2 separate regions of the Homo sapiens genome follow, and region 2 is linked to region 1. A link is an interaction called in ENCODE POLR2A ChIA-PET data of the cell type or tissue named here. Cell type or tissue: CD4-positive, alpha-beta T cell. All regions are shown on one strand. Region 1 overlaps PDE4A (phosphodiesterase 4A). Region 2 has its middle 4.6 kb from the start of SLC44A2.

Region 1 (2,500 bases):
GGGGATGCCCTAGTAACCATGGAGATGCCAGCAAAATCTGGGGTGCCCCAATAGACCCCAGGGACACAACTAGATTCCTCTCCAGCTCCTAAGACAGTCTCACACCCTAGAACAGAATCCCAAGATGCACCCCACAGTCCTTGGGGACAACCTAGAATGCCACCCACAGCTTCTGAGATGTGTCTTACAACTCTTAAGACACCCCTAGAAGGCAGGTGTGGTGGCTCATGCCTGTAATCCCAGCACTTTGGGAGGTGAAGGTGGGCGGATCACTTGAGCCCAGGAGTTCGAGACCAGCCCAGGTGACATGGCGAGATCCCATCTCTACAAAAGATGACAAAAATTAGCAGGGCATAGTGGGATGAGCCTGTGGTCCCAGCTACTTTGGAGGCTGAGGTGGGAAGATCACCTGAGCCAAGAGGTTGAGGTTGCAGTGAGTTATGAAGGTGCCACTAAACCATCTTGAGACAGTGAGACCCTGTCTCACGAAAAAAAAGAGAAAAGAGGGTGAATCTCTATTTTCTTTTCTTTCTTTCCTTCCTCTCTTTCTTTCTTTCTTTCTTTCTTCCTTCCTTCCTTCTTTCCTTTCCTTTCCTTTCCCCTCCGTCCCTCTCTTTCTTTCTTTTCCTTTTCTCCTTCCTTTCCTTATTTTCCTTCCTTCCTTCCTTCATTTCTTCCTTCCTTTCCTTTCCTTTCCTTTCTCCTTCCTCCCTTTCCCCCTTTCTCTCTTTCTTTCTTTCTTTTTCATCAGTCTCTCACTGTCACCCAGACTGGAGTGCAGTGGCACGATCTTGGCTCACCGCAACCTCTGCTTGCTAGGTTCAAAGGATTCTCGTGCCTCAGCCTCCCAAGTAGCTGGGATTACAGGCATGTGCCACAATACCTGGCAAATTTTTCTTGTATTTTTAGTAGAAATGGGGTTTCACCATGTTGGCCAGGTTGGTCTCGAATTCCTGGCCTCAAGTGATCCACCCGTGTGAGCCACTGCGCCCAACAGTGAATCTCTATTTTCGAGTCCACCTCTGTGAAATATCCTTCCTTCTCTAGTGTTGGCTCTGATGCCATGGGGCCCAGAGTGAGGAAGCCTGGGCTTGCGTGTGGCCTCTGGCACTTCTTAGCCATTTGATCTCGGGCTAGTCACTTCATTTCATTGAGCCTCAGTTTCCCCAGTTGTAAAATGGGTATAATACTACCACTCACCCCATGGATGGACACATAAAAAGCTCAGAAAAGTGTCTGAACCTAGTAAGCACTCAATATGAGCTACAGTTATTATCAGTATTTGACAAATATTTACTGAAGGCTTATAATATGCAAATCACTATACTAGCTAGAGGGTATAGATGATGATGATAATGACGATGATGGTGATGATAGCAACTAACCCTTTAGAAAGCTTCCTGTGCATCCAGTGCCTCTAGCTATGATCTCTCTCTCTCTCTCTCTCTCAATATCTCTCTCTCTCTCTCTCTCTCTCTCTCTCTCTCTCGAGACAGGATCTCACTCTGTCATCGAGGCTGGAGTACAGTGGCACGATCATAGCTCACTGCAGTCTCAACTTCCTGCGGTCAAGTGATCCTTCAACCTCAGCTTCCTGAGCAGCTAAGTAGCTGAGTAGCATGTGCGCCACCATGCCTGACTAATTTTTTGTACTTTTTCTAGAGATGGGGTTTTCCTATGTTGCCCAGGCTGGTCTTGAGCTCCTGGACTCAAGTGATCTGCCCGCCTTGGCCTCCCAAAGTGCTGGGATTACAGGCGTGAGCCACCACACTTGGTCTTATGATCTCATTTAATCCTCACAAAGTACCCACCAGACACCCACCAGGTGATATTCTTTTTTTTTTTTTTTTTTTGACAGGGTCTCACTCTGTCACCCAGACTGCAGTGCAAGTGACATGATATTGGCTCACTGCAACCTCCACCTCCCAGGCTCAAGTGATCCGCCTCCCTCTCAGCCTCCCAAAGTGTGTTGGGCATGAGCCACTATACCTGTCCCAGAAATGCATTTTTGTTCACCGACCAAGGTTTCAATGCCCTTAGCTTCCCTGAATTGTTTTGCCAGTTCGTCAGATCAGCCCTTGGGAATACGGTTTTTACTAGGCCCATTTCAGAGACGGGGAAGCCAAGGCCCAGAGAGGAGTGACTTGGCTAGGGTCTCCCAATCTAGAAAGATCAGAGCTGGATTATGGACCCAGCTGTCTGGCTTCAGAGACAGGAATTTTAGCCATGAGGCTACACAAGCCCTTTATGGATGAGTTTCCTTCCAGCCCAATGATGCTTGTCCCGTCCTAGGAAGCCAGATGTAAACTGAGGCCTAAAGCCAACCTTGATCATGGCCTAATGGTCTATGAGCCCTTACATGAGCTGCCTGTCACCTCGCTCCCTCCTTTTTTTCCACTGCCTCCTCGCTCACTCTGCCTCAGACACACTTGCCTCCAACGTATCAGACACACTCCCACCACAGGACCTCTGCACTGGCTCTTCCCTCTGGTTGGCACCC
Region 2 (2,500 bases), 190 kb before region 1:
ACGCTCAGCAGGCATGGTCTGACCTCAGGGCCTTTGCACTAGCTGCTCGGTCCCTCTGCTTAGAATGCTCTTCTCTCAGACATCCATACAGCTCCGTTGCCTTCAGGCCTTGCCTGAAATATCACCTTGGCAAGGCGTGGTGGCTCAAGCCTGTCATCTTAGCACTTGGGGAGGCTGAGACAGGCAGATCACTGGAGGCCAGTAGTTCGAGACCAGCCTGGGCAACACTGTGAAACCCCATCTCTACTAAAAGTACAAAAATTAGCCAGGTGAGGCCAGGCGCAGTGGCTCACGCCTATAATCCCAGCACTTTGGGAGGCCAAGGTGGGCAGATCACCTGAGGTCGGGAGTTCCAGACCAGCCTGACCAACATGGAGAAACCCTGTTTCTATTACTACAAAAATTAGCCGGGGCGAGGTGGTGCATGCCTGTAGTCCCAGCTACTTGGGAGGCTGAGGCACGAGAATCGCTTGAACCTGGGAAGCGGAGGTTGCAGCAAGCTGAGATCATGCCATTGCACTCCAGTCTGGGCAACAAGAGTGAAACTCCGTCTCAAAAATAAATAAATTAAATTAAAAATTAGCCAGGTGTGGTGACACATACCTGTAGTCCCAGCAACTTGGGAGGTGGAGGTGGGAGGATCACCTGAGACCAAGAGGTCGAGGCTGCAATGAGCCAAGATCCTGGCACTGTACTCCAGCCTGGGTGACAGAGCAAGACTCCATCTAAAAGAAAACCCACAAAAACCAAAAAAAAAAAAAAAAAAACACCCAACCATCCCTTTCCTCTCTGTCCTATGACCTTTTCTTTTCTTTCTTTCATTTTTTTTTTCTTTTTTGAGGCAGAGTCTCGCTCTGTCGCCCAGGCTGGAGTGCAGTGGTGCCATCTAGGCTCACTGCAACCTCCACCTCCCGGGTTCAAGTAGTTCTCCTGCCTCAGGCTCCCAAGTAGCTGGGACTACAGGCACACACCAACGTGCCTGGCTGATTTTTGTATTTTTAGTAGCAGAGACTGGCTTTTACCATGTCTCTACTACTGGTCTCGAACTCCTGACCTCAAGTGATCTGCCCACCTTGGCCTCCCAAAGTGCTGGGATTATAGGCATGAGCCACTATACCTGACCCCTATGACTTTCTCTTTGTTGTTATTATCAAATAGAGTCTTGCTTTGTCACTCAGCCTGGAATGCAGTGGAGCAATCATAGCTCACTGCAGCCTAAACCTCCTAGGCTCAAATGATCTTCTCGCCTCAGCCTCCCAAGTAGCTGTGACTATAGGCACACACCACCATGCCTGCCTAATTTTAAAATTTTTTGTAGACCAGTGTCTCGCTATGTTGCCCAAGGCTGGTCTCAAACTCCTGTGCTCAATGGGCTCAAGCCTTCCTCCCACCTCGGCCTCCCAAAACCCTGGGATTACAGATGTGATACATTTTGCTTCTTATCACCATCTGACATGTTAGACATTTGCTTATTGGTTGTTAATTATCTGCCCTCTTGCCTATTGCCTGCATAAGGACAGGGATTTGTGTGTCTTTCATTCCGGCTGCGTCCCCAGTATACAGCATAGCCCCTGGCATAAAACAAACATTTAATAAGTATTTGTTGAATGAATAGCCACAATATATAATACATGTATGTAGAGTGAACACTGAAAATAAAAACGAGCTTAGAATTTTCTAAGGGTACATATTTTAAAAATTAATTTGCGTTTTTTGTTTGTTTGTTTGTTTTTTGGAGATGGAGTCTTGCTCTGTTGCCCGATCTTGGCTCACTGCAACATCCAGGTTCAAGTGATTCTTCTGCCTCAGCACCCCCGGGTAACTGGAATTACAGGCGCACACCACTATGCCAGGCTAATTTTTGTATTTTCAGTAGAGATGGGGTTTCACTATGTTTGCTAGGCTGGTCTCGAACTGCTGACCTCAGGCGATCCGCCCACCTCAGCCTCCCAAGGTGCTGGGATTACAGGCATGAGCCACAGCGCCCAGTAATTTTTTTTTTGTTTTTGTTTTTGAGACAAAGCCTCACTCTGTTGCCCAGTCTGGAGTGTGGTGAAACAATCTTGGCTCACTGCAACCTCCACCTGCTGGGCTCGAGTGATCCTCCCACCTCAGCCTCTCGAGTAGCTGGGACTACCCACACACCATTGCACCCAGCTAATTATTTTTGGATTTTTTTTTGTAGAGACAGGATTTCACCATGTTGCCCAGGTTGGAGATTTGCAGATTTTTTTTGAGACGGAGTCTCGCTCTGTCACCCAGGCTGGAGTGCAGTGGCATGATCTTGGCTCACTGCAACCTCAGCCTCCCAGGTTCAAGCGATTCTCCTGCCTCAGCCTCCCAAGTAGCTGGGACTACAGGTGCACGCCACCACGCCTGGCTAATTTTTTGTATTTTAGTAGAGATGGGGGTTTCACTGTGTTGCCCAGGCTAGTCGCGAACTCCTGAGCTCAGGCAATCCGCCTGCCTCGGCCTCTGGAAGTGCTGGGATTACAGGTGT

Evidence for each region. ChIA-PET counts read pairs that join two places held together with the same protein. Peaks named below come from ENCODE experiments on the same cell type or tissue, not always from the same donor. Only the 100,000 strongest peaks of a DNase experiment are listed, where the experiment ranks them.
Region 2: POLR2A ChIA-PET joins it to region 1 with 10 read pairs; 5 of 35 experiments call an interaction of 5 or more read pairs at or near these places.

Annotation. Positions count from the first base shown.
Region 1 is chr19:10,427,347-10,429,846 of GRCh38, reverse strand. The region is part of intron 1 of PDE4A (phosphodiesterase 4A); the gene reads right to left. Among named protein-coding and RNA genes, the nearest start is that of PDE4A, 8.1 kb to the right of the region's middle. RefSeq lists a silencer at 1,438-1,507. In CD4-positive, alpha-beta T cell, no CTCF peak of the experiment used is centred here; a DNase peak (open chromatin) is centred at 1,546; H3K27ac peaks cover 1,510 bases; H3K27me3 peaks cover 348 bases.
Region 2 is chr19:10,619,690-10,622,189 of GRCh38, reverse strand. It overlaps a transcript of SLC44A2 not described here. Among named protein-coding and RNA genes, the nearest start is that of SLC44A2, 4.6 kb to the left of the region's middle. In CD4-positive, alpha-beta T cell, no CTCF peak of the experiment used is centred here; no DNase peak of the experiment used is centred here.